Regions from separate parts of the Homo sapiens genome. Here region 2 is linked to region 1. Evidence: read pairs that join two places in POLR2A ChIA-PET (ENCODE). Cell type or tissue: OCI-LY7. All regions are shown on one strand.

Region 1 (5,000 bases):
TTCACAACTGCCACCCCTTGCAATTTACTGGGGTAAAATACACTTAATTTCATCATATAGAAAAAAGTCTGCCTGTCTGTCTGTTTCTCTCACACACACACACACACACACAAACACACACACATGGCAGTAGTGACTCTTACCTGTATATGGCTTTAAAAGCCTTTTGCTAACCCAGCCCCTTGTTGGGCTGTCATCAAAAAACTGTACATGAACACGGACTGATTTCCCTTTCTCGCGGATGAATGTTCCATCAAAGGGGTGGTTGTAAACCAGACAAGGCCACCAGGGGTAACCCTCCATCTTGGCCCAAACCAAATCTCCTGGTGAGAAGTCACAACTGTTGCCAAAAGGAAATACATAACTTAGTTAATATTTGGTCAAGTTTCCTTAAAGGCAGTTACCTACAAATAAACAATTCCAAGTCTTCTGGCATTAATATTGAAGCACAGAAATTCTAGAATAATTTTTAAAGTCAGATATTCAAGTCATTTAAAAAATGTATGCAAGCTGATATCATAATGCATATTTAACTATGAAGACAAACACAAATATAGTTATGTTATTAGGGTGAGAAACTTTCTCAGAATCAAAGTTTAAAAACCATGGCAGAATTTTGGTATAATGCTGATGGCAGGAAAAAGGCATGGACTCACTGTATATGCTCTCCAAATTAGTAGCACCTATACAATATGGTATGTACATATCAGAAACAGGATCTAACTCACAATATTATTATAAAGCATACTGATTACATAATTTACTAATTAGGTAAATTATCTAATTCATTAGACTTGCTTGGAATCTTTTTCCAGTTACACTCCTATGTATTCCAAAAGCTACCTAATACTCTATTACCCTCCCCCTACAAACTACGGAAAAACTCAAGTCAACAACTGAGGGCGTAACGTGCCTCCCCGGTTCAAGCGATTCTTGTGTCTCAGCCTCCTGAATAGCCAAGACTACAGGCACACGCCATCACACCTGGCTTATTTTTACCTTTTTTTTGTAGAGTCAGGGTTTTGCCATGTTGGCCAGGCTCGTCTTAAACTCCTGACCTCAAATGATTCACCCGCCTTGGCCTCTCAAAGTGCTGGGATTACAGGCGTGAGCCACCGCGCCTGGCCAAATAAAGTATTTTTAACATACAAGTTAAGCATTCTAGTTGTATTCCAAAGTAAATACAGTATGCTCAACAAACATATCCTTGGGTTCCAGTCCAGATTCAACCAACCTAGATTAAAAATTTTAAATCAAAAATTTAAAACCAATAAAAAACAGTGACCAGGTATGATGGCTCACACCTGTAATCCCAACACTTGGGGAGGCCGAGGCAGGACAGCTTGAGCCTGGGAGGTTAAAGGTGCAGTGAGCTGTGATCACTGTACTGTACTCCAGCCTGGGCAACAGAGCAAGACTCTGTCTCAAAAAAAAAGGAAAAAAAATACAAAATTTAAAATACAGCTGAACAACTAATTTCAAAGCATTTACATTCTATTAGGTATTGTACGTAATCTAGAGATAAAGTACAGGGGAAGATGTGTATAGGTTATATGCAAATACTACATCTCATAAGGGACTTGGACATCCAAGGATTTGGGTATTCACAGGGGGGTCCTGCAACCAATCCCCCTCAGATACAAAGGGAGGACTGTAACTTTAGTCTTAGAAAAGGGCTGTTACCTTAGAACTTTGTCATGTGTAAAATACAGTATAAATTGTTTTAAATGATGTATGAGGTCTCATGCTTTAAAAGATCATTAGAAAAGAATTATTTCATTTCTAAGCAAGCAATTAAAAAAATAATGTCTTCCATTTGTTTACAGGATAAATGTGCATCCTCACTAGGAAAAAAAAGTTTGTGTGAAAAGCTGGATCCAACCATTATCAGTTTTGAAATAAATTCCTTTCTGAAATAAAATATTAGAAACATAAGCATTTAAACAAAAAATTTTGTTTTTCAACATCATTTTATCCTTTATATACCATTACACTTACAGAATCTGACACATAATTTCTCTGCTGTTAAGAAATAGCAGTATGGGCCGGGTGCGGTGGCTCAGGTCTGTAATCCCAGCACTTTGGGAGGCCAAGGCAGGTGGATCACGAGGTCAGGAGTTCAAGACCAGCCTGGCCAAGATGGTGAAACCCCGTCTCTACCAAAAATACAAAAATTAGCCAAGTGCAGTGGCAGAGGCCTATAATCCCAGCTACTTGGGAGCCTGAAGCAGGAGAATCACTTGAACCCGGGCAGCAGAGGTTGCAGTGAGCCAAGAAAACGCCACTGCATTCCAGCCTGGACGACAGACTCCGTCTCACAAAAAAAAAAAAAAAAAAAAAAAAACAAAAAAAAAAAAAAGGAAGAAGAAAGAAAGAAAGAAATAGCAGTATGCTGGGCCGGGCGCAGTGGCTCACTCCTATAATCCCAGCATTTTGGGAGGACGAGGCAGGCAGATCACCTGAGGTCAGGAGTTCAAGACCAGCCTGGCCAACATGGCGAAACCCCATCTCTACTAAAAAAATACAAAAATTAGCTGGGCATGGTGGCAGGCGCCTGTAATCCCAGCTACTCGGGAGGCTGAAGCAGGAGACTCCCTTGAACCCGGGAGGTGGAGGTTGCAGTGAGCCCAGATCATGCCACTACACTCCAGCCTGGGTAACAGAGCAAGACTCCGTCTCAAAAAAAAAAAAAAAAAGAAAAAGAAAAAGAAAAAGGCTGGGCACGGTGGCTCACGCCTGTAATCCCAGCACTTTGAAAGGCCAAGGCGGGTTGATCACGAGGTCAGGAGTTCGAGACTGGCCTGGCCAACATGGTGAAACCCCATCTCTACTAAAAAAATAAAAATTAGCTGGGCATGGTGGCGGGCATCTGTAATCCCAGCTACTCGGGAGGCTGAAGCAGGAGAATCATTTGAACCTGGAAGGCAGAGGTTGCAGTAAGCCGAGATCGTGCCACTGCACTCCAGCCTGGGTGACAGGGCGAGACTCCATCTCAAAAAAAAAAAAAAAAAAAAAAAAAAGAAAGAAAGAATGAAAGAAAAGAAATAGCAGTAAGCTATAAAATGCTAAGACTAAAAATTTTACTAATATGCAGTTCCTCCAATGCTAAAAAGCTTGAAGAAAAAGAGTACCACTAAACATCCTGGACCCAGGAAACTGGTTTCTGAGTCAAAAAAGATAATTAAACAGGTAGTAAAATGTATTGTGTAACAAAACTAAAAATTTTAAACATTTCTCAAAATTTTTCTTCACTCACTGCTAACAAACCAAATTTTTTTTGTGTGTAAACCTGAATTCTTTAAAGGTAATTTTAAAATTTTATCCGTGGTAATCCTGCGGTTTTCAAGAATGCCAAAATAGGCCAGGTGTGGTGGCTCACACCTATGATCCCAGCACTTTGGGAGGATCTCTTAAGAGCCCAGGAATTCGAGACCATCTGGGCTACACAGTGAGACCTTGTTTCTACAAAAAAATTTAAAAATTAGCCAGGCATGGGGTGGTGTGCACTTGGGGTCCCAGCTACTCAGAAAGCTGAGGTGGGAGGATCACTTGAGCCGAATAGGTCGAGGGTGCAGTGAACCGAGATCTGCCACTGTACTTCAGCCTGGGCAACAAAGCAAAACACTGCCTGCCACCATTGCTCCTGCCCTCCAAAAACACCTTAAATTATGATTTTAGGATTTTGCAAGTGCTTTTAAAGCTTTAAGTGAGTCTTAAATGTCCGGTATTCTTGGGGTTTTTTAAGACGGTGGGGAAAAATGTTAAGAGGAAAAGCTGACAGCTCACAAAATAAATGTTAAAACTTTGATATAATAAGTAATGGCTTTGTCTAAACATACGCTAAACAGATCTTTTGAATTCTGGTTTAAAATCACATTATTTTTGCTTTCTCTTTAGCCCATAATTTTGATGTCAATTACTAGTTGTTCCTAAAATATATAATCAACATTTTCACCAACTTTTATTTTATTTTTTGGCAGACAGGGTCTGACTCTGCCACCCAGGCTGGAGTGCATGGCATGATCTCTTGGCTTACTGCAGCCTCAACCTCCTGGACTCAAGCGATCCTCCCATCTCAGTCTCCCAAGAAGCTGGGACTACAGGCACACGCCACCATGCCTGGCTAATTTTCTTATTTTTTGGAGAGACAGGGTCTAGCCATGTTGGCCTGCCTTGGCCTCCCAAAGTGTTGGGTTTACAGGCATGAGCCACTGCACCCAGCCTCCCTGTGGATTTCTTAAATAAAACCTATAGAAACACTAACCACAGAGAAAATAAAAGGACAAATTCCACATTATAATCAATAATTTGTTCATCGAAAGATGCCATAAGGCTGGGTGTGGTGGCTCACACTTGTAATCCCAACAGGTTGGGAGGCTGAAGTGGGAGGATCGCTTGAGAGCAAGAGTTCAACACCAGCCTGGGCAACAAAGTGAGACCTCTATTATTCAACAACAACAACAAAGCCATAAACTAAATGAAAGAACTCATTGTGAAAGAAGACATTTATATCACACACAAATGACAAAGAACTAGGAAAAAAAAAAGAAACAGCAAAAGACAAACACTTCAGCACAAGAAGAAATCTAAATGACAAACATTAAAAGATGCTCGGACAGACACGGTGGCTCACGGCCAGGTGCGGTGGTTCACGCCTGTAATCCCAACACTTTGGGAGGCTGAGGTGGGTGGATCACCTGAGGTCAGGAGTTCACGACTGGCCTGACCAACATGGTGAAACCCGTCTCTACTATAAACACAAAAATTAGCTGGGCGTGGTGGCAGGCACCTGTAATACCAGGTACTTGAGAGGATGAGGCAGGAGAATCGCTGGAACCCAGGAGGCGGAGGTTGCAGTGAGCTGAGACCACACCACTGCACTCCAGCTTGGGCAACAAGAGTGAAATTCCGTCTCAAAAAAAAAAAAAATACGCTCAACATGTTTTAAGGCTTAAATGATTCATGGAGTAAGTCCGAATGTCTCTGTAGCTCATCAGACT
Region 2 (5,000 bases), 96 kb after region 1:
GAGCCGAGACCACGCCACTGCACTCCAGCCTGGGCGACAGAGTGAGACTCTGTCTCAAAAAAAAAAAAAAAAAAAAAAATCATGCTGCATGCTGCAGGCACAGATAAGGGAACTCATACAGAGGGGCTTCCCTAAGACATGCCCACTGCCGCATAGATAAGAAAGGCTACACAGGTGACTTGCCCTTGCAGACATGCCTGCAATGCAAAATTCCGTCCCCTGACACATGCGCAGTAAGGGGAATAAAGCAATCTGGAGTAACTCAAGCTAAGGGCCCAGGTGCACATTAGGATGATGGAGTGGAGCTACCAAAAATTCACATCTTATGCAAATGAGATGCCTAGCCCTCATAGGTTTCTTATAAAACCCTTTGCATTCAAGTGTGAAAAGGGCAACCCTCTTCTGGGCCCCCTCTCTCCTTGGCTTTTGAGGGTACCAGGGAGTAAGCTGTAGTGTGAGAAAGAACTTGACCTTTGTGTGTGTGATGGCTGGCTAGTTGCTGATGAAAGCTGCAGTTTTAGAGGTGGCCGATAACAGTTTCAATGAATGGTTATTACTGCAGGGGGCTACTTTCTTCTTTGCACGTTTACTTAAGAAAGGCATGGTTTGAACACTTAGAGGCTGTAAGAGCACTCACCACCAACGGACAAGATTCCCATGGGAGGTGGGCTGGTCACAAAGTGGGCTGATTGGCAGTGGGTCACCCACCAGCTTCGGGGGAATATCTTTGTAGTGAGGTGCACTGTGGAAGTGTTGTGCAGCCTCCTGTGGTATTTTCCTCTTTTTAGGGTCTTGGGTTTCAGTGTAAAAGTGGAATCTTTGATTTTTTTTTTCTTTTCTTTTTTTTTTTTTTTGAGACAGAGTATCACTCTGTTGCCCAGGCTGGAGTGCAGTGGGGAGATGTCAGCTCACTGCAACCTCCGCCCCCTGGGTTTAAGCGATTCTCCTGCCTCAGCCTCCCGAGTAGCTAGGATTACAGGCTCCTGCCACTGCGCCCGACTAATTGTTGTATTGTTAGTAGAGACAGGGTTTCACCATCTTGGCCAGGCTGGTCTTGAACTCCTGACCTCGTGATCCACCCACCTCGGCCTCCCAAAGTGTGGGATTACAGGCGTGAGCCACCGCGCCCGTCCGGAATTGATTTTTAAAGATCTAGATGTTCTGTTTTCCCGCTGTGCCTGCCTTTCATATATTATTACTGGGCCCTAAAAACTGCAAATGCTCTGTTGGCCCTCTTCCCTCTTTTTTTTTTTGACATGGAGTCTCGCTCTGTTGCCCAGGCTTGGACTCCTGGGCTCAAGCGATCCACCCATCTTGGCCTCCCAAAGTTCTGGAATTACAGGTGTGAGCCACCACTCCTGGTCGATCTGTCTTGTGGTTGCCCAACACCACACTTCTGTCTGTAAGTTCCCCAATAAAATCACCTCTATGATGACAAGCTGGACTTGTCTCCCTTCTTCTTCAGTTTCCTGGCTCCTTCTGCTTATCAGGGTCACTTTGTATATATGACCCTTTCACAAGACACCAGTTAATGTGACTTTAGCAGTCTTTTGGTTTATATTTAATTTTTTTTTTAGACCAAGTCTTGCTCTGTCACCCAGACTGGAGTGCAGTGCTCACTGCAACCTTCACCTTCTGGGTTCAAGGAATTCTCCTGCCTCAGCCTCCAGAGTAGCTGGGATTACAGGGGTGCACCGCCACGCCCAGCTAATTTTTTGTATTTTTAGTAGACACAGGGTTTCACCATGTTGGCCAGGCTGGTCTCAAATTCCTAACCTCAGGTGATCCATCCGCCTCAGCCTTCCAAAGTGTTGGGATTACAGGCGTGAGCCACTGCGCCTGGCCAAGGACTAGTTTAATATTGTTGGTTTAATAAAAAAAAGAACTATGTCTTTTGACTTATCAGCAAACTATACATGTATTTAACTTCAAAGTTCTTGCTTTTTTGATACTTGCCTAACATATAAAAATAGTTAATAAAAAATTTAACTTGAGATAATGACTAGATTTGTTTCATGTCTCATACAATTTTTCAAACACAATTGTTAAGAATAAATAAATGTCAATGAGATAAAAGTTTACAAATGGACTTTCTTTTTTTGAGACAAGGTCTTGCTTTGTTGCCCAGGCTGGAGTGCAGTGGTATGAACATACCTTACTGCAGCCTCAACCTCCGGGGCTCAAGCAATCCTCCTGCCTTAGCTTCCCAATGTGTTGGGATTATAGGCATGAACCACCTTGCCTGGCCTACAATGAACTTTTAATAATAGTTATGTTTTATAATGTGTTTTCTTAAAAAGGTTTCTCAGAGGCAAGCGTGGTGGCATACGCCTGTAGTTTCAGCTACTCAAGAGGCTGAGGTGGGAGGATCATTTGATTCCAGGAGTTTTAGTCCAGCTTAGACAGCAAAGTGAGACCCCTGTCTCCTATACAGAGAGAGAAAGAAAGAGTTAAAAAAAAGTTTCTAAAATCTTTTTGGTAACTCTATACCCTTAGAGTTTTGCTGAGACAAATTAAATAATACATATTTTTAGCTGGGCTTGGTGGTGCATGCCTGTAGTCCCAGCTACTTGGAAGGCTGAGGTGGGAGGATCAATTGAACCTGGGAGGTCAAGGCTGCAGTGAACTGTGATGACATCACTGCACTCAGCCTGGGCAACAGAGTGAGACCCTGTCTCAAAAAGATAAAAAAATTAGGGTCAGGTGTGGTGGCTCACGCCTGTAATCCCAGCACTTTGGGAGGCTGAGGTTGGTGGATTAACTGAGATAAAGATTTCGAGACCAGCCCAGCCAATATGGCAAAACCCCATCTCTACTAAAAATACACAAATTAGCTGGGCTTGGTGTTGGGCACCTGTAATCCCAGCTGCTAGGGAGGCTGAGGCAGGAGAATCAATTGAACCCGGGAGGCAGAGGTTGCAGCGAGCTGAGATCACACCACTGTACTCCAGCCTGGGCGACAGAGCAAGACTCCATCTCAAAAAAAAAAAAAAAACCAAGGAAAAAAAAACAACAGATATCCAGCCATGGGCAACATGACAAAACCCCCTCTCTACAGAAAATGAGCCAGGCATGGTGCCACATGCCTATAGTCCCAGCTACTCAGGAGGCTGAGATGGGAGGATCACCTGAGCCCAGAAGGCTGAGGCAGCAGTGAGCTGAGATTGCACCACTGCACTCTAGTCTGAGTGACAGAGAGAGAGAGACTCAGTCTCAATACATAAATAAATACATAAATAAAAAGAAATTTAAGAAATAAAAGGAATGATAGATAAAATGGAATGCATATAAAAAGCTAAAAGAAAGAGAATGAAAAAAATTATAAGAGGTTCTAAAAGGTTTATGGAACTCTTATTGTGTATGGTCAAACTGATTGAATTTGGGTGAATTTGTTATAAGGTTTTGTTAAAATTAGCTTTGCCATTAATAATACACTGATGCAAAGGTAGAATTTTGAAAAAGATTTTCATCTAGTATTAATAAGGGGTAATAATAGATTTTTGTTTACTTTTAAGTATACTGAAAAAAATGAGGGGAGAGGGAGAGACAGACTTTGTTTGCCTCATGCTGTCTTTATTAGGTCTTTTGATTGTTGGGAAAATGAGACTCTTCTCTATCAAAGAGTAAAGTTTTTGCTTTTTGAAATCTTTGAATTATCACTTTGGCTCAATGAATGATTATTATTTTACAGTGACCTGTGATCCTATTTTGATAAAATGTTTTAAACCTTTCATATTTAACAAACTTCCTAAAATTAAATTTCAAGTTCCAAAAAGAGCCGCTGGAAGTTCAAGAGAGACACACTAAGTTTATTTTGTATGTAAATGTCACACAGGAAGCATTGTCAAGTAAGAAATGGCGTTTAACTTTCTCTGAGTTCTATTTGTATAAATGTGTTGTTAATATGTGTTCCAAAATTGTGTGAGATTCCTAAAATTCTGATATGTCTTAGTAAATGTTATCAATTATAATGATTATTATGTTAAATTTTTGTACGTCACAGAAATAACCAAATTTTTTTTTTTTTTTTGTCAATCACATCTTTTCTTTCTTTCTTTCTTTTTTTTTTTTTTTTTTGAGACAGTTTCACTTTTGTTGCCCAGGCTGGAGTGCAGTGGTGCGATCTCAGCTCACCGCAACCTCCGTCTCCCAGGTTCAAGCAATTCTCCTGCCTCAGTCTCCTGAGTAGCTGGGATTACAGGCACAAGCCACCACGCCTGTCTAATTTTATATTTTTAGCAGAGACGGGGTTTTATCATGTTGGCCAGGCTGGTCTCAAACTCTTGACCTCAGGTGATACACCCGCCTCAGCCTCCTGAAGTGCTGGGATTATAAGCGTGAGCCACCGCGCCCAGCCGTTCCTGTTGTTTTTATGTTACAAAATTTATCAGCAAGTCTCCTTTTGCGGGTGGCGGCGAACGCGGAGAGCACGCCATGAAGGCCTCGGGCACACTACGAGAGTACAAAGTAGTGGGTCGCTGCCTGCCCACCCCCAAATGCCACACACCACCCCTCTACCGCATGCGAATCTTTGCGCCTAATCATGTCGTCGCCAAGTCCCGCTTCTGGTACTTCGTATCTCAGTTAAAGAAGATGAAGAAGTCTTCAGGGGAGATTGTCTACTGTGGGCAGGTGTTTGAGAAGTTCCCCTTGCGGGTGAAGAACTTCGGGATCTGGCTGCGCTATGACTCCCGGAGCGGCACCCACAACATGTACCGGGAATACCGGGACCTGACCACCGCAGGCGCTGTCACCCGGTGCTACCGAGACATGAGCGCCCGGCACGGCGGCCGGGCCCACTCCATTCAGATCATGAAGGTGGAGGAGATCGCGGCCAGCAAGTGCCGCCGGCCGGCTGTCAAGCAGTTCCACGACTCCAAGATCAAGTTCCCGCTGCCCCACCGGGTCCTGCGCCGTCAGCACAAGCCACGCTTCACCACCAAGAGGCCCAACACCTTCTTCTAGGTGCAGGGCCCTCGCCCGGGTGTGCCCCAAATAAA

Evidence for each region. ChIA-PET counts read pairs that join two places held together with the same protein. Peaks named below come from ENCODE experiments on the same cell type or tissue, not always from the same donor. Only the 100,000 strongest peaks of a DNase experiment are listed, where the experiment ranks them.
Region 2: POLR2A ChIA-PET joins it to region 1 with 11 read pairs; 5 of 35 experiments call an interaction of 5 or more read pairs at or near these places.

The regions. Positions count from the first base shown.
Region 1 is chr2:47,786,267-47,791,266 of GRCh38, reverse strand. MSH6 (mutS homolog 6) reads right to left here. Exons shown (of 10, transcript NM_000179.3): 2 at 144-340. Among named protein-coding and RNA genes, the nearest start is that of MSH6, 5.6 kb to the right of the region's middle. In OCI-LY7, no CTCF peak of the experiment used is centred here; no DNase peak of the experiment used is centred here; H3K4me3 peaks cover 1,776 bases; H3K27ac peaks cover 487 bases.
Region 2 is chr2:47,690,681-47,695,680 of GRCh38, reverse strand. It overlaps a transcript of MSH2 not described here and the pseudogene RPL18AP6. Among named protein-coding and RNA genes, the nearest start is that of MSH6, 90 kb to the left of the region's middle. RefSeq lists a silencer at 135-184 and enhancers at 606-1,149, 4,053-4,719. In OCI-LY7, a CTCF peak has its summit at 794; DNase peaks (open chromatin) are centred at 260 and 3,116; H3K4me3 peaks cover 2,403 bases; H3K27ac peaks cover 5,000 bases.